Regions from separate parts of the Mus musculus genome. Here regions 1, 2, 3, 5 and 6 are each linked to region 4. The links are chromatin loops, found by intact Hi-C in ENCODE. Cell type or tissue: heart. All regions are shown on one strand. Region 1 holds the start of Nanp (N-acetylneuraminic acid phosphatase). Region 2 overlaps Ninl (ninein-like). Region 3 holds the start of Zfp120 (zinc finger protein 120). Region 4 holds the start of Gins1 (GINS complex subunit 1 (Psf1 homolog)). Region 5 overlaps Vsx1 (visual system homeobox 1). Region 6 holds the start of Apmap (adipocyte plasma membrane associated protein).

Evidence for each region. A loop is a pair of places that touch in the nucleus more often than their neighbours do. Peaks named below come from ENCODE experiments on the same cell type or tissue, not always from the same donor. Only the 100,000 strongest peaks of a DNase experiment are listed, where the experiment ranks them.
Region 1: a loop joins it to region 4, with 5 times the contacts of the local background. A loop is called at or near these places in 4 of 42 quality-filtered maps.
Region 2: a loop joins it to region 4, with 2.0 times the contacts of the local background. A loop is called at or near these places in 6 of 42 quality-filtered maps.
Region 3: a loop joins it to region 4, with 5 times the contacts of the local background. A loop is called at or near these places in 3 of 42 quality-filtered maps.
Region 5: a loop joins it to region 4, with 3.0 times the contacts of the local background. A loop is called at or near these places in 12 of 42 quality-filtered maps.
Region 6: it touches region 4 in a loop (4-fold over the local background); 10 of 42 quality-filtered maps call a loop at or near these places.

What each region holds. Positions count from the first base shown.
Region 1 is chr2:151,037,134-151,041,133 of GRCm38, reverse strand. It overlaps Nanp (N-acetylneuraminic acid phosphatase), which reads left to right and starts at 1,755. Exons shown (of 2, transcript NM_026086.2): 1 at 1,755-1,897. The coding sequence starts at 1,808. In heart, no CTCF peak of the experiment used is centred here; a DNase peak (open chromatin) is centred at 1,713; H3K4me3 peaks cover 2,576 bases; H3K27ac peaks cover 2,419 bases.
Region 2 is chr2:150,999,185-151,003,184 of GRCm38, reverse strand. All of the region lies in intron 1 of Ninl (ninein-like), which reads left to right. Among named protein-coding and RNA genes, the nearest start is that of Ninl, 8.2 kb to the left of the region's middle. In heart, a CTCF peak has its summit at 2,214 (motif pointing right); a DNase peak (open chromatin) is centred at 2,204; H3K27ac peaks cover 697 bases.
Region 3 is chr2:150,135,184-150,139,183 of GRCm38, reverse strand. Zfp120 (zinc finger protein 120) reads left to right here and starts at 2,506. Exons shown (of 4, transcript NM_181266.2): 1 at 2,506-2,616. The coding sequence starts at 2,542. In heart, no CTCF peak of the experiment used is centred here; a DNase peak (open chromatin) is centred at 2,443; H3K4me3 peaks cover 1,519 bases; H3K27ac peaks cover 730 bases.
Region 4 is chr2:150,906,879-150,910,878 of GRCm38, reverse strand. It overlaps Gins1 (GINS complex subunit 1 (Psf1 homolog)), which reads right to left and starts at 1,285. Exons shown (of 7, transcript NM_027014.1): 1 at 1,086-1,285. The coding sequence starts at 1,160. In heart, a CTCF peak has its summit at 1,771 (motif pointing right); a DNase peak (open chromatin) is centred at 1,138; H3K4me3 peaks cover 1,460 bases; H3K27ac peaks cover 1,592 bases.
Region 5 is chr2:150,676,753-150,680,752 of GRCm38, reverse strand. It overlaps Vsx1 (visual system homeobox 1), which reads left to right. Exons shown (of 5, transcript NM_054068.2): 5 at 1-51. Among named protein-coding and RNA genes, the nearest start is that of Vsx1, 10 kb to the left of the region's middle. In heart, a CTCF peak has its summit at 2,180 (motif pointing left); no DNase peak of the experiment used is centred here.
Region 6 is chr2:150,607,633-150,611,632 of GRCm38, reverse strand. It overlaps Apmap (adipocyte plasma membrane associated protein), which reads left to right and starts at 3,066. Exons shown (of 9, transcript NM_027977.3): 1 at 3,066-3,245. The coding sequence starts at 3,154. In heart, CTCF peaks have their summits at 2,264 (motif pointing left) and 2,985 (motif pointing right); DNase peaks (open chromatin) are centred at 2,272 and 3,052; H3K4me3 peaks cover 1,747 bases; H3K27ac peaks cover 1,430 bases.

The DNA of each region.
Region 1 (4,000 bases), 130 kb before region 4:
AGGAACACTTTTGGGAAAGTCATCAACTCTGACTCTGCTCCATAAAATACAAAAACTATAGGTAGTCTGCCATTCATCTCTTTCTACTGAGCATCAGAAACCCATCTGTGACTTGTGTACCTCAGGTTATGGGAGCTTTTTTTTTTTTTTTTTTTTTTTCTGTACAGAGCTAAGCATCTTAGTCTTTAGTCAAGTTATACAACTCTGTCACTGTCAGGCAAAAGCAGAAGTATACTACATAGACTCAAGGATGCTGCATTCCAATTATTAAACACCCAAAAGGAGTTAAGTTTATCTCAAAACACAGGAAGTTTTACAGCCAAGCAAAGGTGGGCCAACAAGTTCCTTATGAACACAATACAGCTCAAAGTTAAATTTGTAGCCAATGAAAAGACAAGAACAATATGACTGGCTGAAGTCAGCCTTTACCTTACATAGTTTTGGCGGTTTGGGCCTGACTGGCTGGAGGCCCAGCCATTTTTTCACAATTTGTATATATTACCCAGGTAGGGTACAGTTCACTATGAACAGAAGCCACTTGGAGCCAGTATCATTCAAGTATAGACAAAGATCTTAGTTGAAGTTAATTCAAGCCAGATGTGGTGGTACTTGGGAGAACTAGCACTTGGGAGACAGAGGGAGGCAAATCACTCTGAATTTGAGGCCAGCATGGTCTACACAGCTAGCTCCAGGCCAATCAGTTACTCAATGTGACACTGTCTCAAAACAAACAAACAAACAACAAAAACTGAAACTATAGACAATTAAATTTAATCAATTCTCACATGTTATGAAATACTTTCTCATTTTCTCTGAATAACTTACAATGTAAGAACCAATCCTAATTCGAAAGCTCAGAACCAGGTCTGTGGCATTGGCTGACCCAATAAGTTCCAGGTTAGTGAAAGTGACTCCAAATTTCATCAATAAAAAAGGATTAGAGGTTGATTTCAACCAACAGAAGGCAAACCTTGTTACTTATCTTGTGGGGTTCTTAACAGACAGTCTCGGTTCCTTGCTAGAAATTACAGAAAACCATGCAATTAATAGGCACACAAGACTTGGGCTGCAGAGTTTCAGAAAAATGAGTAAAGATGGAGGGAAAGGAGCTGGAGAAATGGTTCACTGGTTAAGAACTCATACTGCTCTTGTAGAGGACCCAAGTTCCCAGCACCCACAGTGGGCAGCTCACAGCCGCCGCAACTGCAGCTCCAGGACGACCTCGTCTGTCCTCTGCAGGCACTCACGTACACAGAAACACAAATACACATTTTTAAGAACAACCATTCGGCAGACACTGCAGAGACTCCCATTTCTCTTCAGTTCTTCTAAGCATCTTTCAAAGGATGTTCAGATGAAGGCTCTAGTTCCTACAAGGCTGTGGGCAAGAAGTGAAGCGCTAAAGTCACCGGGCAGCTAGGTTCCGAGGTTGGTGGGCACACTCTCCTGCCCCATCTCCTGATGGAGACTGTGCGGTCACCATAGAAAGACAGGCCAGCCAAGGGTCTGGAGAGTTTCTCCAGTACGGCTCGGATGTCCTTCTCAGCCCTAAGCAAGCCCACCAAGCCATTAACGGAGAGGACCATCCACCCACACACAGCAGTAAGCCTTGATAACACTCATCCACCTCTCGTGCACGCGCACCCTATAAAATTTAGTGTCCGAATCTCGCGCGATCTTGCCACGGAGACCCCGGAGCTTTGGAAGGGTCAGGTGACCTCCGAGACTCCGCCCAGGTGTTCCTGACCGCCTTGCGCATGCGCGGCGCGGCAGAAGCGGCTCGCGCGCTGCTTGGGTTGCCGAGGCTATGGGGCTGAGTCGGGTCCGCGCGGTCTTCTTTGACCTGGACAACACACTCATCGACACGGCCGGGGCGAGCAGGAGAGGCATGTTGGAGGTAACGTCCCCGCGCCGTCGCCCTCCCCTGCCGGGCCAGCACTCCGCTCCGCACCCTCAGTCCCCCCGCTGCGTGCCCGTGGAGCTTCTTTCCCGCGCGTGGGGCCGGGTGCTGGACTCTGAACTGCCACGACTGCAGAGTCGCCGCCACCTGCGGTCACCCGGGCTCGGACGGCGCGGGACGAGACCCCTCGCCCTCCTCTTGCTGCAGCCCCGCGCGAGATGGGCTGCGGTGGGTTTTGGGGAAGAGGCTCAGACAAGGCTTTGGCCCAGGAAGTTATATAACTCTGAGAGGCGGGCCTGGACTTAACCTACATCATAGCATTTTTTTTTTCCCTGCAGGCCTCCCTGTGGCCTTCCGGGCTTTCTGGTGCTGAGACCCTCGGCACATAAAATGCTGAGGGGGCAGTCTTTTAGTGAGGCATTGCTGATCTGCACCCTCCTAGCTATAGCTACAGATGCTGTCGGACATCTTCCTTTTCCAGTCCTGCTCTTAACCCACCCCTACTTTCCATCCCCTGCCTTCAGCTTCAAGGAGAAACCGAAGGAGTATCAGATGTGGAAAGCCCACTTACAAAAAAATGCCTGCCCTTTCAATACTAAGGGTCTTATGCGTCTTCAGGTAGTTTTTTGTTTATCTGGATCTTAAACCTTCCACATTTCTTGCTGCATTGCACCCACAGTTTGTTCGTGTCGGTCTTTAAAATTTTTTAACCCTACATCTCTCTTGGACTGTGCTTTTCTGCACAGCTATGTTTTAAGGAAAATTGCCACCCGTTGTCTCCATCAGGGCTCTCTTCTCTGTATTTCCAAATCCACTCACTGGGACGTAGCTTCTGTCTCTGCCACAAGAATACAATAGGCTTGCCAAGTGGTTAGGTGGCTCCCAAAGTGCCAACGTCACTAGGTATTTTGAATTGGGGTGTGCATGTGCGTGTGCGTGTGCGTGTGTGTGTGTTATTTTCTTGGTTCTGAGGTTTGAGCCTACCTCCTCGCCATCCGAGACAGGTTCTCCCCTGAGCTACTTCTCCCCACACTTGGAATCAGTCTTAACTGAAGATTTCCACGCTGTCGATTGCCCCGTGCATTGTGACACCCTCACACGTTACATACTTCCGTGTGTTCTGCCTCCATTATCTCAGACTGCAGACAGGGCACACTCAACAGGTGCTCTTATCCAGCTGAGGCCCGTGTTTTGAGACTCAGGTTTTGTGTTAGGCTGGTTCTTGTTAAGTAGGTCTATTAAACCTCACATTTGAATCACAATTCTCCCAGTACTCGGTGCCTCAGCAGACCCCCTGTCTATGCCTAGCCTCAGATCCTCGTAAATTTGAGCATTAGTCTGCATAACACTGTCAGGTAGCTTTCATGCCATACATGGGAAGATTGTACCATCCAGCGCTCATTCAGTGAACTGCGTCCCCATCCACTCTTGTCTCCCAGTCTCGCTTATTCTCCCCTTAATGACAAAAAGGCTCATCCAATGTAAATTTTTGCTGTAGTCTTATCTCCAGGCTGACCACATCCAATTCATCTTTCATATCCCTGCCACAGTGAGTTTTGGGTTTTACTTTTTAAAACAAAAAAAAATGACTTGGGAAACAAGGCAAGAATATCCCTTGAGCTTCAGAATTTGTGACCAGTCTAAACAACATATTAAGACTCTTATCTCACACCACCACCCCACAATGTTTCTCCATGGCATTGCCCCTATATTTTGTACCTTATTTTTTACTTCCGATATCCCTCACTGCACCTGTCAGAGGATGTTATCATTAATTTTTTGCAACTCATACCTACAGCAGAATCCTGAGTTTCCTGAAAGGGAACATGCTATCTTAATTATCCTTGTTTGACATGTAATAAATGCTGAATGAATAGTGGATGGTGCATAAGAATTCATATCTCCAGTCTTGGTTCTTTCACCTCCTCCTTTACTTATAAATGGTCTATGAAATTAGCAAAATTAAATGCTGTAAGCATTTTATCTTGTAAGGATATAACATTCCTTATAAATTTTGACCTGTCCCAAAGTAATATGCCAGCTGTCATATACCATTTTGAATCATTTCTGAGGGGCTAGGAAGATGTCTGGCCTTTGCCT
Region 2 (4,000 bases), 92 kb before region 4:
ATTAAAGACATGCGCCACCACTGCTGGGCTCATGGAAATATTTTTAATTTAAAATGTTATTTTATGTGCATGGGTGTTTTGCCTGCATACACATGTCTGTGCACCAGTCTTGTGCCCAGTGCTGTGGAGGCCAAAAGCAGGCATTAAATCCTTTTGGAACTTGAGTTAGGAGTTGTTAGTGAGTTGTGAGCCACCATGTGGATGTTGTGAATAGAATCTTGGTCCTCTGGAAGAGCAGCCAGCACTCTTAACTGCTGAGCCATTTCTCCAACTCTGAAACATTTATTTAGCTACTAAACATTCCTAATGTGTGTGTACTGTTGGTAGGAATGAGGAAATATTTTTTTTAATGTTTGTTTTATAACTGGAGTTAGGACTCATTTAATCAGCTCTATATCCTTATAGCCAAGACCCATGTTTCTTGCCACTGGAAAAAGCCAACCACTGAAGGGACCAGTTATTTGGACAAAGAAAAAGACTTATTTAGAAAGCTAGTATGCTCTTTAGTTTATGTCAACTTGACATAAGCCAGAGTTATCTGAAAAGAGGAAACCTTAATTGAGAAAATGTCTCCATAAGATCCAATTTTAAGGCATTTTCTTAATTTGTGATTGATTGGGGGAGGGCCCAGCCCATATGGGTGGTGCTATCCCTGAGCTGGTGATCTTGGGTTCTATAAGAAAGCAGGCTGAGCAAGCCCCGGGAGCAAGCCAGTAAGCAGAACCCCTCCATAGCCTGGGCATCAGCTTCTGGCTCCAGGGTTCTGCCCTATTTGCATTTCTGCCCCGACTTCCTTCAATTTGGAAGTGTAAGCCTAATAAACCCTTTCTTCCCCAACTTGCTTTTGGTCATGATTTTATCACAGCAATAGAAACCCTAACTAGGACAGCCATCGTGGAGCCTGTGGCCAACAAAGACCACCTTGCTGGGGTGTTATGGGTAGATGCAAGGCCTGCAAAGGGAGTCAGGAAGGTAGGTTAACACGAGGGCGCTTAGAAACGTGGGGAGGTCTGCTTTTCTGATACCAGGCAACGCTGTTTTCTCTAAGCTACTGGGGCTTCCCGGCTCTGTGAATCTAAAGAAAGGTTTCTGATTAGAAAGTTCTAGAACTCACATCTTTTTTTAGCTTCTTTTCTCTGGATTGGCTCCAGTGCAGTTACAAAGGACATAATTTTCCCCATCAGGAGAAGATAAGCTGAAGGCTACTCCTCTCTGGAGAACAGGGAAGTAGAGACAAACAGCTTCCTGTAGGGGACAGGGGAGGTCTGTAGAAGGCAACTTCTTTAGCAAGTTAGAGACATCTACAGCAAAGCCAGTGGGAAAGCAGTGGTGTAAGAGCATGTGGGTGTGTGTGTGTGTGTGTGTGTGTGTGTGGTGACGTCAATGGCACACGTGCACATGTGAGTGAGGCCCTAGGAGGAGGAGGACATGGGGTATCCTGCTCTACCTGTCGCTTTACTCCCATAGAACAGAGTTTCTCATTGAATCTGGAGCTCACTGGTGGCTTTTGGTTTATTCCTAGCTTGACTGGCTGGCCAGTGAACCCCAGAACTGTGTCTGTGCTTTTAGGCCACACCTTTTTTTATTTTTATTTTTTATTTTATTTATTTATTTATTTTAGCAGAGCTAAGTCTCTTACCCACTGAAGCATCTTTCCGGCCTGCTAACAACTTTTCAGACAGCTAGAGGGTTTGCTCTGCCACAGCATTGGGCAAATTGCTTGCGTCTGCCTGCTGCGTTTTCTTCACCTGTCAGTTGGCCACAGTCATGATGCCTCCCCTGTAAGACTCCATCCATCAGTGCTTAGGAATGTACTCAGGATCTGCCTCCATAAAAAAATGTTAGTTTTGTTTATGAAAATGTTCTGCCAGATTTCAGTCATGTGCTGAGGGGCGATCCCAGGACCTGCATGCCGTGAGGCAAGATTTCAGAAAGCCTCCCAGGCCCCATTCTGTTTTTCTCCCTCAACCTTTAAGGTCAGTTGACTAAAACAAAACAAAACAAACCACTCAGAAGAGCAAGATGTGTAGAAACATAGGTCATATAGGGAAAAGGCTCTATTAGCATTTGTGTTTGGGGCCTTTGAAATTAACTCTTTAGTCTTGAGGCTTCTTCTTTTTTTAAATTAAAAAAAAAATGTTTCAAGTGTGTGGGTATATTGCCTGCATGCACGTCTGTGAACCACATGCGTGCATTGCCTGTGGAAGCCATAAGAGGGCATCAGATGCCCAGCACTGGAGTCAGGGACAGTTGTAAACTGCTACGTGGATCCTGGGATTGAACCTGGAAGAGCAGTCAGTGCTGCTGGCTGCTATGCCATCTCTTCAGCTCTGGGGCTTTTCTTTTTTTTTATTATATTTTTTAAGATTAGAATTGCCTCATTTCCCCCTTTCCTTTGCTCCTTCCAAACACTCCAGTGCAACTCCCCTCTTGCTCTCTTTCAAATGATGGCCTCTTTTGCTTTAACTATTTAATTTATTTAATTATCGTTGTTGGACGTATACATCTCTGTGTGTGTGCACATGTGTGCACACATGCCTTAGATCTCTTTCCCTATTCTCAAGACTGGGCAGCCTCTCCCCTTATGAAATGAAGTCCCTGCTTCTGCCTCCTCCATCTCCATGCTGTTGCTAAGCAGTCAGACGAGGTTTTAGTTGCAGACACTTGGCTTTCAGTTTGGAACTTCCATCTGGTCCTTTCAAAATGGTTTCTCTGCTAAGGTTCCTGGTCTTAGCAGAGAAAGGTTCACACGCAGAACCTGTCTTCCACACCCCTGAGTGTTCACAGTGGCAGACGGGCTGAAAACCACTCGGTCCGACCTCTGGACCTTCTAGGGGTGTTCTCTGGGTGTATTTTTCTTGAGAGTGCTTTTGGGGATTTTGGTTTGGTCTGGTCTGTTTGTCGACTTAATTTCTGTGGCAGATGTTGAATTATGTCTTGAATTGTGAAATGCACAATGTAGATGTTGTAGGTTCTCTTAGAATTTCTTGAAGCACATTGATTTTTCATTTCCTCGGGAAGGCGGCCTCGGGCTGGAAACTGCATACTGTGCAGTAGCTCACGTTCATTTCAGGTTTTATCCTCAGCTGAGTGTTGGGAGCTGCTCCGGGTAGGCAGGGTTTAGGACCATCTAAAGATAGATACAAAATTTATATACAGGGTTTGTAAGTCTTTCTCTTTGTGGGTCTCAAGATTTTAGTATTTTCTTATTTTCAGTTGCTGTGTTTATCTGTTGGTCTAAGTTATTATAAGAGAATGCTTGAGGCCCTTTTTTTTGTTTTGTTTTTTAATAGTTGTCTTGATAGGAACTATACAGGAATACCAATAGAATCAACTAGCCTAGACCCTTCGGGTCTCTCAGTGTCTGAACTACTAGCAAAAGAGCATACACAGGCTGGACCTAGGCCTCCCTGCACACAGAAGATGTGCAGCTGGGTCTTCATGTGGGCCCCAAACTAGAGCAGGGCTGTCCCTACAGCTGTTGCCTGTCTGTGGACATTTTTCCCCTAACTCAGCTATCTTGTTTGGCCTCAGTGGGAGAAGAGGAGCATGGTGGCTAGAGGCCTTCTGTGTAGCGTAAGTGTTTCTGCTTGGATGGAAGGTAACCTGGGACTCAGAAGCTCAGGAACCACACAGCTCTGAGGTGGGACAGTGTCCCAAGGGAAGGGTCTCCTGAAACCTAGGGGACCCAGGAAACATAGAGCTCTAAGAGGAAGCCTCCTCAGCAGAAACTGCAGCTCCCAGGGGAGAGCCTCCTCTGCAGAGCTGAGGAGCTCAGGGGCTCAGGAGCCCCTCTCCTACTCTTCACCGCTTCTCTTCACTGTTGGTTTTCTTCTCCCAGAATAGCCACAGCAGGCAGGGAATCTCAGGAAAGAGAGTTAGTGGAGGGTCCAGGGATGGCTGCCCTCTGCTTTCAGGTCATGAACATCAAGGAACTTGGCAAAGGGGCGGTGCTTACCATATAGGATTTATGAGGGGGCGGAGCTTCTCAGGGCAGAGA
Region 3 (4,000 bases), 770 kb after region 4:
TACTCCTCTGACACCAACCCATTCACTTATTTATTTATTTATTTATTTATTTATTTACTTACTTACTTACTTACATATTTATGTATTCGGTTGGTTGTTTAAAAATAAAGAAAGAAATAAAAATAGCCTGATGAATTCAACTTTTGAGAGAAAGGATTTGTTTTATTTAATATTTTTTGTGTATGGCAGTTTTGACTGCATGTACATCTATGTGTCCCATGCATGCCTGATGCTTTGTAGAGGCCAGAAAAGTGGGATTGATCACCATGGAACTGGAGTCACACATGGATGTGTGTCCTGTGGATACTGGGCCTCAAATCTGGGACCTCTAAAAGAGCAGCCTGTACTCTTAACCACCGAGACCCTTCTCCAGCCCCTTGACATCCTATTTGAATGTGCTGATAGCAACTATTTTTTTTAATCTTCCTTGAACCACTTAGAAAGAAGAATAATGACTTCTAGTACAAATTAACACACATATTCTAATAAAGTTGGAAAATGGGAACCTCTTTTCTTGGATGTAGCTCTTCCTTCCTGCTTGCTCCTTTTCATTAAAACACTCTTCATAAGACAAAACAAGAGAACAAGGTCTCTGCTGAGATTTTTTTTAAAGACTTCTTTTGTCAATACAACTAATATAAATCTCTTTACCTTAGTCTCAGGTAGACTCTTCAGACAAGGGCATAAAGCACCCATCTTCTTCACCAAAAACAGTCTCTAGGCCAGATACTGAAGTTCTTCTTCACTGAAACATCTTGGGCCAGGTCTGCACAGTACAAGTCACTCTCAGCAGCAGAGTCTTCCAAATACCTACTAGGATAGCCCAGTAAGCCTCAATAGAAACATTCCACTGCTTGCAACTACTCTGTGTCCCCCCAGCACACTCCTACCCAGCTACATAACAGAGTTAAGCAAGATTTCTGAATTCTTTTACATTGTTAAAAATAAATAAATAAAATGTACTTGCTGTCTCCTAAGCATCAAGGAGCTGGGGTTATGGGCTGGTGATTCATAGGATAATCAAAAGGGATCCTGGAATAAATAACCAAATTCATATATAATTAAAAAAAACAGGCTTTTGATCTGCATATGATGAGCTAGCAGGAAGATACTGCACTACTTTTTAAAATGTTTTTTTCAGTATTGAGAGCTGAGCTATCTGGATATCTCTGGAAAGCAAACACAGCTCTTCAGGATTTTTTTCTAACATTCTAATGTCTGAGGTTAGAAACCCAAAGAATTACTTAGAGAGGCGACACAGCTCTGTTAAAATATTTTCTAGCAGTTATCCAGAGAAGACTATGTGAAGAGTGAACACAGCAGATTTTTTTTTCCTTTCTGATTTTGAAAACCCAAGAATTACTTTTAGAATTTTTCTAACAGTATTTTTTGAATTGGTTGGAAAAGCCACGAATTTTTTAGATCAGTTTTTTCTGACTTTGGTCAGAAAACTGAGGAGCTATCCAGAGAGCGTTTAGAATTTTTACTAGCAGAGAGCTGTCTCAAGCAGAAAGCTAGCTGTCTCAACCTCAGAGGTTTTAGAATAGAAGGTAAAATCTGTCTAGAGCAGAGCAGAACACACAGACACAGAGAAAGCAGTCTGGGAAGCCATCTCATCTGGAATGCTATCTCAGCAGAACATAAGCCAGCAGCTTGGACCCATGATTTGAGTTCTAGTTGCTTGTTTCCCTGTTGCTCTCGAACACCCCTTCTCTTAGGAATCCAGACCTAGGTGAGGTTGGTCCTCTGCATTAGTGTTCTCTGTTCTTTCTATACATTGATACATTTTTGTATCTATACATTTTGATACATTTATTGGTTAGATCACAGATAATGATTAACAGGCAGCATTGGCTCCTTAGCCATCTACTTTTACAGCGTCATTTACTGGATGGTTAGCTAAGATTTTGTAATAGAAGATGGACATTCTAGAGGCATTTCTGTCCATCACTTTTATAATTTACAAAATGTTTCTGCATGACTTTGAGCTATATGCCATTAAAAATCTCTGCTTTTACCTTGTGATCAAGTTCAGAAGAGGATTTAACATAGCATGCATAGGGGTAGGCAAACCTATATGTGAACTTATCAACATTCCCTAAGTAAAGTCTCAATGATTCCAAAAGGAAGAAGCGGAAGTGCCTACTGAGTGTTGTGACTGGAGCTTTGGAAAGCTCCAAATTTGCAATGTGGCCCACAGTGGAGAGAGGCGGGTAACTCAGCAACAGCAAATTGGAGTTGTGGGTCTTCCCCTGACCAGGGTGGGGGAAAAAGACCAGCAAGCAATTGGAAGACAGACACAGGTGGTACTGAAATGCAAATTTCTACAGACCCGGAAAAGGACTGGCCTCTGCTGGCAACCTGTGCCTGGAATTATTCCTCTGTGTCCCTTCAACACACTCTAATCCTATGGGTGGTGTGTATGTCACTCCAGATTCACTAGCCAATCAGGACATCCAGCCGGATCTGCCACTCAAAAGTGAAGGCGGGCTCTTCCGGGTGCGATCTTGCAAGTTCCTCTTTTAAAGCTGGCAGTCGCGAATGTTTCTGCTTGATGTGTTCTGTGTACCGCTCCTGGGTGCGGGGACCTCAGGCAAGCCCAGAAGTTCCGACATGGTAAGTGCCAGGCGGTCTCCCACAAAGGGGAGGAGCAGGCGGCTGAGCCAAGGGGGCTGGAGTGCTGGGTCGTCCCAGGGCTCAGTAGTAAACAGCAGCCTGACAGAAGCTGAGACTTGTGAGCTTCCCTGTGGTCCTTTTCTCTCTCTCTGGACCTGGCGGTGGGCACTGAATCATCTCACTAGCGTGGCTGCATCTACACAAAACATTTGGGGAAAGGGCTTCTGTGTAGAAATACCCTTGGCAGGATGCCAAACTCGGAGAGCCCTAGTTTCTATAGTAAGTTTTGGCCTTAGCATTTAGGCATTTTACAGGTAGGTATAAGACCCATTTCGAGTTAATTTTGTGGAGCCTGTAAAAGGCATCTCGTGTGTCGGATAGCACTCAAATATTAAGCGGTGATGTAGAAGAGTAAAATTGATGTAAAGGATCTAGACTAATGCTTGTAGTGACGGCAAGTCGAATGTAGGTGAGAAAGGACTGCCCCTAAAACTCCACACAGGTATGTGCTATGCTAAAAAGGCCGAATGGAGAATAGGATGCTAGAATACATGTGGTAGTGTACCAGGATTGTCCAGACATTTGTCCACAAACCATAACATAGGAGACAACTCTGCTTTACAATCATGAATTAGGCCCATCCTGACTTCAAAGAGCAGGTCTCTAACAAGTGGCTCCAAGGGGTAAAATAGGGCCACAACCAATTTTAAGGCCTGGTGTGCCATAAAGGTCTGGTTTTCTTCTTGAGAAAAGCATCGTTTTGCCACATGGGCAAGACTACAGCTGGTGACAACCTTTTGAAAAGGAAAAACACTGTTTTGGTGAGGACTGGCCTGGTCAAGCAAGGCATAGAACAGCTCCTTCTAGGTCTCCAGAGCCAATGCCAGCCTGGGGCTCAGGCTTGGGAGCTTCCCCTAAGGCCCTGAAGTGCTGAGAATAAAATAGAGCTCCTTCTCTAAAGCAAGGACGGTGCTTGGGAGAGCGGGTGGAGGTCTGGGGCCAGGGCCTTCGGGGATGGCTTGCTTCAGACCCTGAGATCCCACCACATGCGGCTATGGTTGTCAGTCCCGAGTCCAGTGTGGGCTTGGTCAGGAACGTTTTTGAGAGGTTCTCTCTTCCTGTTTCTCCAGCTTTCTTTTATTAGCTCCTTCCTGTGGTTTTCTCACTGTATAGTAGTTTGTGCTGACTTCATAAAAGTCTCGTATCTTGTTCCATTTTCCCCCTGTAAGAAGTATACAGGATGCTGTTCTTCAGAAGCCTGTGTGGCATAAGACAGCCTATCCAAGACACCCCCATCACAGCTTTGATACTTTCTTCCGTTTATTTATTTATTTATTTATTTATTTTTCCAGGCAGGTTTTCTCTGTGTAGCCCTGGCTATCTT
Region 4 (4,000 bases):
TCAGTGATTAAGAAAGAAAGAAAGAAAGAAAGAAAGAAAGAAAGAAAGAAAAGTGCAATAGGGGCTGGAGAGATGGCTCAGTGATTAAGGGCACTGGTTGCTCCTTTAACCGGACCCAGGTTCGACACATCTAGCACCCATATGGTGATTCATAACTGTCTATAACCGTCAGTTCCAGGAGAATTCACTGATCTCTTCTGACCTCTGTGGACACCAGGCATGCACGCTGCCACATATATACATGCACGCAGAACATTCATACACACAAAATTTAAAAATAAATCCTTAAAAAACAAGCATTATAAAACTACTGAACTACTGAATATTAGAATAGTCTCAAATACATTATACTGAGCAAAAGAGGCCAGAAATAAAGACTGCATTCTACATGATTCCACATGGCCCTGTTCCATGACGTGTCAGCTCCTAGCCAGCCGAATGAACCCAGATACATGGGGCGCGGGGGGGGGGGGGGGGGGGGCGATGGGGGGGAGAGGCAAAATCTACAAACAAGAAAAGCAAATCTATGGTTTACAAAGGCTGAAGCTGGGACACAGCTTCATAGCAATCCCCAGAACTACTGGGGTTATATTAAGATGCTACTGGCTCATCAAGAAGCTGGCTATAAAAATGCATGTGGATCTGGAGGGATGGCTCTGGCACCCACAACCCACCTATAACCCACACCCTCTTCTGGCTTCCATGAAGCACCTTCATGCAAGTGAGACACATACTCATAATTTCTTTTGTTTTGTTTTGTTTTTTAAATAGAGTTCCAGGCCAGCTTGGACTACATGAGGACTTATCTCAAAAAACGAAAACAAGAAACGCTCAGATGGGGCAAGTCACCAAATCAACAGGTAACCTAAGTATGAGTCTTTTTCTTCCTACGATTTGGCCCCGTTTCAAACTTGTTTCCGATCTCGGAATCTAGCAAAGAGATAAAGTTAGCCCAGCAACCAACAAAAAAAAAAAAACCTCCAGCAAGCAACAGCAGGCATAGGCTCCGCCCCAAGGCATGAGGCCCCGCCCTAGGCCCCCAGGCCTGGCCCTCGACACGCCCCTTCCCGGCCGCCGCTCCTCACATTAAAGGCCGGCAGCTGCCCTTCCGGCGCGCGGTGTAACTCGCGGACAAGCTCCATAGCTTTTTCGCAGAACATGACGGACGCGCCCGGGTCCCGTGGTCCCGTCAACTGCCAAGTCACCCCAAACGGTCGCTAGTTCCCAGGCCGCGGCACTTCTATTGTTCAGAGTCGCACAACACCAGCAACCAGCTCCTCGCTTTGGCGCCAAATAGGCTCAACCAATAGAAGTGCACTGGTGCGGGGTGGGGATGGTGGGTGGGAGAGAACTGAGCTACGGTGGCCGAGAAGGGACATTTAATTTTATTGAGCAACCTCACTGAGCTTCAGGAAAATTGGGGTTAAAGAGAATGGTTTCCTCCCTGGCAAAGCCAGAAAGTAAATTGCGTCTAAGATTGTGGGCTGAAACAAAGGGCTGTTTTCGATTGTCCAGCAAAGTAAAGTGCACATTCTTCTCCTCCTTTTTATTTTTTCCATTTGAATTTATTATCTTTAGATTGCAAGAGGCACCTTTAGGTTGAAGAAAAGTCGAGAAAGTACTGGTTATGATGCAGTGTTTGAGTTTTGCAGTGCCGGTTGTTTAACATTAAAGAGAAACCTTTTTTTTTTTTTTTAAACAGGGACTTGGGGATTGGAGGGGTGTCTTTTTTTTGTAATTTATTTATTATTATATGTAAGTATACTGTAGCTGACTTCAGACACACCAGAAGAGGGCGTCCGATCTCATTACAGATGGTTGTGAGCCACCATGTGGTTGCTGGGATTTGAACTCAGGACCTTTGAAAGAGCAGTCAGTGCTCTTACCGGCTGAGCCATCTCCCCAGCCTGAGAAACCGTCTTTTATTGGGTACTTTTAGTATGGTAGGAACTATGACATATATTTCAGTTAATTCTCACAACTTTCCTTAAGAGATTACTAGTATGCAGAACTGGTAAACGAAAACAGTTAACTCTCTGCAGGTCACATGGCTCATAAACTGACTAGAATGGGATCTCTATGCTTCGCACTTTCTGCTCTGGCACTTTTTGATTTTAAAACAGTTAAAAATATTCACAAACTGGAAAATGTCGCAGATAACAGCAGTTTTAAAATTGGTTCTGAACTGATGGTGGAATGCCTGCAATCCCAGAACTTTTGTGACAGAGAAAGATTACTTCAATTCAGTTCAGGAGTTCTAAAGGAGCCCATCTTAAAAACAAACAAACAAAAAACAGTAAAAATACTCTTGATTTGCCTTCTGTTTCTGTGATAAGACACCATGACCAAAGATAAACTAAAAAGGAAAGGGCTAATTTCAGCTTGCAGTTGTAGTTCCATGCCATAAAGGGTATTCAGGGCAGGAACTCAGAGATCCTGGAAGAAGGCTGCTTACTGGCTTCCCATGGCTTCCCAGGCCTTGGGGTGACACTCCCCTTAGTGGTCTGGGCTGTCCCAAGTCAATTATTAATTAAGAATACTCCTACAGAGTGGCCAAGCGATTCTGATGAAGGCAGTTCCTCAAGATTCCCTCTTCCCAGATATAATTACGTTTGTGTCAAGTAGACAAAAATTCTCTAACCTTCACAACCCAAGATAAAACCATACCATAAAACCTACTTGTTTCATTCACACCCACACCCACCCCCTTTGAAATTGGGTCTTACTGTGTTGACCAGGCTGACCTCAGAGTCATAGAAATCCACCTGCCTCTGTCTCCTGGGTGCTGGAATGAAAGGTGTGTGCCACATTGCCTTACTATTTAGCTGATTTTTGAAAAAAGTGTTAACGTCTATAAAACAATAATAGATTTTTGTCTTGTTCTTTTGCAAATGTAGCTAACAAGACTGTTAGAGTAACTGGACAATGTTGAGAGAGGTGTTTCAGAGAGAGGTCCTGAGACAAACTGTTCTTCAAGTGAGAGCTTTGCTACTTATCAATTCACATACAGTATGGTAGGGCTCTGAAGAGGGGTACTTCGGTTCCACCAAACTAAGCAGAGATCCTAGAAAAAAAGTTGCAGAGGGAGGAGGTGGTCCAAAGCCACAAGGTAGTAGGCATGGAAAGTACCTCATGCTACATGCTAGCTGCTTAAAGTCAGTTTGCCTCTATTTCTGGGTCAGCTGGGGAAGGCAAGATTTTGTGACTTCAGAGTCAAAGCACTGGTCTGTCATATTCCTGTAGCTGTTCCTGGAGGAAGGGAGGCTGCTTGGAGTGTGGCGTGATCTGTTAAGGCTGCAAACAGGACAATGCCCCCACTTTAAAAAGAAACCACTTGTTGAGGTGTTTGTTGTGCCTCATGTCTGTAATGCTATCACTCCAGGTGCTGAAGCAAGAGTATTCCAGAGAGTTCCAGGCCAACCTGGGCTAGAGTATGAGACCCTGTCTCAGAAAGCAACAGATAGGTAAGTAGGTAGATAGCTAAATAAATAGGGATTTTCTTTTTATGTCAATTAGGGATACTTAGGTACTATAGTGTCTATTAAACTCTCAAAATACTGCTATAGGATTATGATTCACAAACCAGTAGTTTCATCCATGTCTAGTTTCAATTTCAGCTAGGAGGTGAGTCTTTTATTGACCTTTAGACTTCTTTACTTTTAAAATGGGAACAGTAGAATACCCATGCGCAGCCTTGATGATTCTATCTTTCCTTCAGCAAATATTTATGAAGTGTGTACTATGAGCCAAGCATTGGTCCGGATACTGAAGATAATGCAGTAAACAAGGTCCTTTCTTGGAGTCTATCTTGCAGTGTGGAAAACATCAATACAGATAAAGATGTATCAATGTCAAGTATTTTGGTGCTACGCACTAGCCAGGATAAACCCAGAAAGGTGAACGCAGCAAAAATGAGAAGGTCTGAGAGTTCTGAGTAAGTGTTCGGCAAACATAACTCTCATAGGGCAGGGGTGTAACTCTGTAGATAGTAGGCTTTAGG
Region 5 (4,000 bases), 230 kb after region 4:
TAAAAAAAAAAAAAAAACAAATAAAATAAAAATCACTATTCACAACTAAAATAACCAGTATGTTCATTAATTTGTTTTAAAACTCTTCAGAACTTGGGCTGGGGAGCTGGTGGTTTAGAGGACTCACTGCTCTTTCAGGGGACCTGGGTTCAGCTCTCAGCACTCACATGAAAGCTCACAACTACCTGTAACTCCACTGTGGGTGATACAATGCCCTCTTTCTGCTTTTGTGGGACCTGGGAATGTGTGAAGGGTACAGACTTATAAGCAGACCAAATACCCCCATACTAGAACAAAATAAAATAATAACAAAATTCAAACCCATACGCTTTTATTAGGGAAAAAAATCTACAAATGGCACTTTTTTCCCCTTAGGTAATGCATACCACTAGCACTAAATCAGCAAAAGCACAAAATATTAAAGATCATTAAGCAAGGAATCCATAGAGCATTGTACTACAATATGGCTGTGGATCGATGGTTAAGCCACACCTGAATTCTTAAAAGTTCAACAAAGCATTTTAATGGTACAGACATTGCTCTGGTACACAGAAAAAAGGTAAGAAGATTTCTAACGCTAACATCATCCTAATTCTAGAACCCCCAAAGTCGATACACCCACCTCCCAGCTCTATTTAGCGCCATAAATGGAAGTGTGAAATGTGCAAATAATTCTCAGTGTTTACAACCCAACAGAAGGCCAGACATGCTCTTTGTATGCCGGTCTACACCAAGCACACAAAGGTATTTTTTTAATATTACACATAACCTGGCAATGCTAAGGTATTTTGATGTTATGAAGGAAACTGCTTACACATTTATTAGCATCTCAGACTGTACAAGAAGGTTATATTGATAGATATTGAAAACACTGAAGAGGAAGGAGCTGAGGAGACCGCTTAATGGATAAAATGTTTGCTGTGCAAGCATGAGGTCTGAGGTTTGGATCCCCAGAATCCATGGAAATGCTAGACAGGCATGGTGGTCTGCCTGTAATCCAACCCAGGAGGCAGAAGTGAGGGACCACCAGGGCAAGCTGGCTAGTTAGAGCAGCCATAATTGGTGATCGGTAGCTTCAGTGAGAGGCCCTGCCTCAATAAATAAGTGGGGAACAATAGAGGAAGATGCCTAACATTAATTTTAAGTCTGTGCCTACACATACACACACACACACTACATACACACACACTACATACACACACACTACATACATACATATGTCCATGGGAACCTCCCTTACAGGTGCACTCCCACACATGTAAGTGCATAGACAGGAACTCACACCACACAAAGGTATCCACAGAAGAAAGGCACTCAGTAAATGAAACATCAGGCTCCTAGAAACTTCATATGAAACCAGGTGTGGTGGTGCACAGCTATATTTCTGACAGCCAGGAGGTCGAGGGAGGAGGGTTGGGAGCTCAATGGGTGGCTTCTCACAGTAACAGAAAGTAACTGATCCAACACAGTTGTCTTCATAGACCTGGCACACACCCTCCCACACAGCTCAGTCCCTTCGAGATGACTTATCACACCTAACACGGTGTAAATGCCAGGTAGATGGCTGAAGGGTGTGTCATCTAGGAAATGATAAGGGGAATGAATTCATGTTCACTTACCTATGGGCTTTAGAAATATTTCTGATTTATGGTTGAGGGGATCAATCTACAGACAGGGAACAAAATAGTACAGAGAAAGAACGAGAAAGAAGGCAGGCCATGAATAAAGAGCAGGAGATGAGGGGAACGTCTCTAATCTAGCTGAAGCTTTCACTAATTTCTAAACAAAATTAAGTGACGGTACTGAGTTCTAGTCCTTGGGTAACTGAAATCTCATGCAAACCAAAAGCATCGAAAGTCTTCATGGGTTTCTCTCTCACTCATGAAAGCTGGTCTTGAAACGCTGATTTAGGCTAGAGTTCGTGAGCCTTCCAGTTTTCAAACTTTAGTTCCCACCTTTGTTATTTTGTTGACAAAACAAGAACCACACTTCTGACAAACAGGCAGGTAAAATCTGGTATGGAGGGCAGCTCCTCTCAAGGACCACTGCCTTGGCTGAAGAAACAGATATTCTCAAATTTCTATGGCGTTTACTGGTCCTCAAGTTTACAAGTTCACCCTGGGGGAAAAAAGCTTTAGGACCCGGTTTATCACAAATGGCACAATGGCGCCACCTACTGGCAGGTACTGCAAACATGCATCCACTCTGTCCATTGCAAAGCCATAGATAACTATTTGCATTAGAGAAATTTTCTGTCCTTTTTCTACCCAGCCCTCCCAGTTGCCCTCAACACCACCAGTCTTGTTTTTCCTCTCTGTTCCCTGATCTCTGAACAGGCTTTGAAATGTTTTAGTTTCCAAGTGTGGCCCATCTTGATTTTATTCGGTCTCACATTGACATTTCAGGATTTCTCTTTCATTCCCTTCCAACAAAGACCCTCTATTCTTTGTTGGAAAAAGAAGTGAGCTTCTTGTTAGCATTGACCTCTCTCTGCTTCCAGACTGCAGACAAAATGTGACGTGTTGCTTCACACTCTGGCTGTCAAGCCTTCCCCAGCATGATGGACCTTGCCCTCAAACTATGAGCCAAAACCAAACCCTTCTTTCTTTAAGATTTTTTGTTTGCTCGTTTTTTACAGGCATTGATCACAGAAACAAGAAAAGTATCCAACAGTGGTCATTTCAACAGATGTTGGTTGTTATCCATAGTTACTGTGTTGTGCAGTGGACCTATTGTTACTACAGCGTCAACTTAGTCATTTACTTTTATCAGCATGTGTGTGTCTGTTTATGTGTGTGTGTGTGTGTGTGTTTCTATATGTGTCTCTGTGGGTATATGTATGTGTGTCTCTGTGTGTGTCTGTGTGTATGTGTCACTGTGTGTGTCTGTCTCTTTGTGTATATGTGTGTGTGTCTCTGTGTGTGTCTGTCTCTGTGTCTCTGTATATGTGTGTGTCTGTCTCTGTCTGTATATGTGTGTGTGTCTGTATCTCTGTGTGTATATGTGTGTCTGTTTCTGTATCTCTGTGTGTATATGTGTGTCTGTCTCTGTGTCTCTGTGTGTATATGTTTATGTGTCTGTGTCTCTGTGTATATGTGTGTGTGTCTCTGTGTGCATATATGTGTGTGTCTATCTGTGTGTCTCTGTGTATGTCTGTGTGTATATGTTTGTGTGTCTGTCTGTGTCTCTCTGTGTGCATATGTGTGTGTGTCTGTGTGTGTGTGTCTGTATGTCTGTCTGTGTCTCTCTGTGTGTATATGTGTGTCTGTCTGTGTGTGTGTCTGTCTATGTGTCTCTGTGTGTGCACGCTTTGCGTTTCCTGCCATGCTTAGTTTCTTAGTTAACATCTATGTTTTCCTCTTTCCATCATTCAGTTTCCTCCATTTCCCCCTCTGCTAGATTAGAAGTTATACATTCTGTATTACATGTGGCTGGTCTCACATAACTATTAAATGTAGATTAGAACTCCTCAAATAGTGAAAGGATTCTAGGAAGTTGCCTCTGACCTGTCACCTTTTGTGCTCCTGTTGCCCAGGATTTTGTCTGTATCTTGTTTTTCTTAGCCCCATGGCCATAACAGACATTTCCTGTCACTAACACTTGTTTATATTCACCCACTGGTGAGACACTGAAAGTATGTCTCATAGGTACTCTGTAGAGGTGAAACTGTCCTATATATAAGATACATCTATGTTTCTAAGGTTGATGACCAATTCCCATTCCTGGGTTGGAAGTCTGTCTTCTCCAGTTTTATAACAACAACACTGTTAGATAATTTGCCTAGGATGTTGTAAGTGATGGTGTAGAATGTATTTAGCCTGCTTGGACTCTGTGTGTGTCCATGATTTTTGAAGTCTTTCATTGATAACAGAAATGCTGCAGCTTTTAACTCAACCTCTCTGTGTTCTCTTTCCTGGGATCTCTAAATGTATGTGTGTGTGTGTGTCCCACATTCTGTGTCTTGTGTCCTCTTTTACAAAGTTTCGATCTTTTTGACTCT
Region 6 (4,000 bases), 300 kb after region 4:
CCAGGACCCTCTACAAGAGCAAATGTGCTTAACCATTTAGTTCTCTCTCTGGGCCCTTCTTTCCACTTTCTAGTCATTTGCTGTCCCCTTTAGATGGTTCATCATTCATCAGTGGACCCTGAAGCCTACCCTTGCTTATCACCCCTTGGTCACCAACCTCAGGACCCCTCAAGTCCTCCTACTTTGTCTCTTGCCCTTCTCTATCCTCCCAGCTCTTCATCTGGAATCTTACTTATCCAGAGTTGGTGCACATGCTCCGCTGGTTTACTCCTATGTCAGCACAGCTTTCCCTGAAGGTCTCAGGATACCTAGCCTGTCCTTTGTGCCACTCCTTTATAACAGTCATCTATGTTTTCTATCTTCCCTCCCCATTTACAACCATGAATATAGACACATCTGAGGACCTTTGTTTTGTAACAACCCTTAGGACCTGACAGGCATTTGGGAAGTATCTGTATAAAGAATTGAATCAGTATGGGATTAGAGGGTAAAGCTTAAGACTAAATTCAGGTTTGTTTCTATTTTGTCTAATTTACCACATTGGGAGATGACTGCATAATATCATGTGCTTCTTTTTCCATGCTGGGATGGCCCCATTTTTGTTGTGATAAATGTCGTCTGTGTAGACGAGCGTTTCAGCGAAAGTGAGCTGCATCGTAAGTCCCAGGATGTGTAGTAGTCTCACCCAGTGGTTCCCAGTCAAGGGCCCTTTTGTCCCTTGCAGGACATTTGGGCAATGTTTCAAGATATTAAAAAAATATTATTTGTTTCTAATCTCTTGTCATTATAATAAATACTGAGGCAATCAATTTATAGAAGGTTTACGGTGACTCAGGATTGTAAAGGCTTTAACCTATGATCAGTTGGCTGCTTTGGGTCTGTGGTGGTACATTATGGTGGGGGTATGTGGTGAGCAATTGCTACTCCAATGTGGAGAAATGGGAAAAGTAAAAGAGAAAAGGGATTAACTCCCATACCCTCATCAAAGGCATGCCTCCAGTGTCCCAGTAGGGCCAACTCCTTACAAATGCCATTACCTTCCAGTATCACCCATGCTGAGGACCAAATTTTTCACAAATTTTTGGTGTTCCAGATTAACTTTAGCACTAAACTAGGTGGGGTGCTACTGACATTTAAAGGGTAAAGGCCCCAGGGGTGGTGCAAAATATCCTATACTCATGACAACTGCCACTTTACCTCTACAACAAAGGATTATCTCGCCCCAAATGTTATCAGTGCTGAGGTTGGGAAACCTGAGCTAACCTTGCATGGCAGTCCCATTTCTCTTTGTGCAAACAGTTGGTACAATGAGACAGTAATGCTGATTGGCTGCAGGGCTGGAGGGTGATGTGGGACAAGAGAGCACTAAGACCACATACAACAAGCAGAATGGACTTTACCGTGACTTGCAAACAGAAAACCCCTAAGTCATATTGCATAACACAAATGATCGAAGCTCAGCCTATTCTAACCCCAGCTTATTCAGACTCATGTGCTTCAAGATAAGGCCATGAGTGTATCTCCCAGCAATTCCCTGTGGACTTATTTGTTTTAGAGATATGGCCACTGGCTCTTCCAGACACTTTCCTAGTTTACAAACTCTAACCGATCCGTTCCAAGACCATTTCTAACTTTAGCCCTGAATTTCATGAACAGTCTTCCATAACTGAGGAGCTCACAGGTCGTCTGGTGAATTCCTTTTATGTAGGAAGTTCAGTGTATTCAACTCTTTTTTATTCTTCGTGTGTGTGTTCCGGGTTGTTTTGGCCCATGTGTTTCACACTGGGCATAGGATACGCATAATCCATGTAACAGGCACTGGATGTAACTGGCTACTTGTGACAGCTCAGGAATGTTCACAGAGCCTCCCACAGACGGGGATACTCTGGAGAGTTAATGAGAGATTTTCAGCAATGACTCTTGAGATGGATTCTGGATGATAAAAGTGGTTTAGGTGGAGGTAGAAAAAAAAACGTATCACAAGGAAACAAGGAGTAACATGACAAAGTCAGAGACATGCAATCAGAAGGGGAAGCCATTCAGGTCTCCAGGTAGGCGCCAGACCCACACAGCAGTTGTTACAATTACCCACGATATTATCTTTATAATGTCTGTCTTCAATGATGGAATCAAGTACCATGTTGCCAAGCCTTGGATTATATATAACCTGAGATCCCTACAGAACTGTGTTAAGAAATCTCCACTTCCCTCAAGCGAGAGGAAAAAGAACATTGAGGTGGCATTCTATCGCCATCTAGTGCCGAAAAGATAATGGCATGTTTGCTTCTGTAAAATCCCAAGTGAGGTACAAAATCCAGCACCTATATCCTAGAGATCCTTCCCAATGCCCTACTTGGTTATTGCTGCCTGAAATTCTCCTGTCCGCCCTTTCTCTTCCAATCCTACCCCCACATTCCTTCACCGGCTAAATGCTTCCACTAGACCAAGTTTCTCTCTTTAAAATCACCACTGTATTAAAATTTACATGTATTGAAGTCATGGCTCTCATTAGTTCCAGAAAGGAGGGATTTGCCTGCAGTCTGCTCACTTCACCTCCTGGAGTATGTCCGACTCGCTGTAATACCGTGGAAGCACTACCTGGTGGTTGCTTCATGATTCCTAAAGTTTTGCTATTAGCAGTCTTTTCTACTTGGGCCTGTCTTTAGGTAACTCCCTTTAGAAAATTTATCAAATGTCTATTGTATAACCACTTGACGATCTAGCAGTCAAAATCTGATCTTAACCAAAAGGACACATTTTGAACTTTAGCGGAATCTTTTCAGAAAAGATAACAGTTCAGGCGGGGATTACTGCATTGAACACATTTCGTTAAGAATCAGTGGCATCTTCTCTTTGCAAGCTTGTTACTGCAGACTTCACCGCCCAGCACTCGGACTTGAGGAAGACCCGCTACAGCCTCACTATCCAGACTCGGCTCACTGAGGGAGGGACCCCCTCACCATTTGCCTGCAGCTGTAGGCTGGGGCCAGGGGGTGGAGCCTTACTGCTGTGCCAATCTCCAAAAGGGGGCGGGGCCTGCATTGCAGCTCCGGCGCTAAGTTTACGTCATTTCCTCGCGCCAGGGAGTAGTTCTGAAACCCGCGTTGCTGAGTGTCAAGGCGCTGTTGGAGGTGTCAGTGGAGAGGCGGCAGAATGAGCGAAGCGGACGGGCTGCGGCAGCGTCGGCCCCTGCGGCCGCAGGTCGTCACGGACGATGGCCAGGTCCCGGAGGTCAAGGAGGGCAGGTAGGCAGGACCTGGGCTGGGATCATCCCACGGGAGAGAACCCTCCTCATTATCCCGGCTTGGACCCAGGAGCCGGGTTCGGGCTGACAGGACAATCTGCGGGGCGAGGCCTTGCGTGGACCTGGTTGTCCTCCCTCACGCTGCTGTGGACCTTTTCTGTCCCTTCTTGCCACCCAGCCGCTGGAGCCAACGCCTTTTGCCTTTCTTTAGTTGCACGCATCTTCCCGACTTGTCCTTGTTGGAACCTCTGATACTCCTGGGACAGCCACCTGACCACTGCCGTCAGCCGATTCTTTCGCGTTCCTTGTTATTCACTTTCCTTAAAGAGAAGTCAGAAAAGATGCTGGGTTTCCTTTCTGCGAAGGTCCTCCTCCTGCATCTATTGACGCCGCGCAGTCTGTACTCCTCAGCGTGGAGTAGAGAACCGACTGACATTGTTGGCAGTGTTTCTGAGAATTCGGCCTTGCAGGTTTTTGTAATAGGGACAGTAGTTACTGACAGTAAATCCTTAAAAAGAAAAATTTTTTTTGGGCCCCAGTCTTTCTGACTTTCAAAATGCACTATTAGCCCACATATGAAGCATGCTCCTTAAACCGTACTAGAAGACATTTAAAATTGACTTTTCAACTTGGTGACCAGAATTTTGTACTTTGAATATCTAGATCAGCCTCAAAGTTGTGGAATTAACTTATATGATAGAAATATTAGAAATATTTCTTTGGTCACCAGCAATGTGATGAAGGGATGTGGTGCAT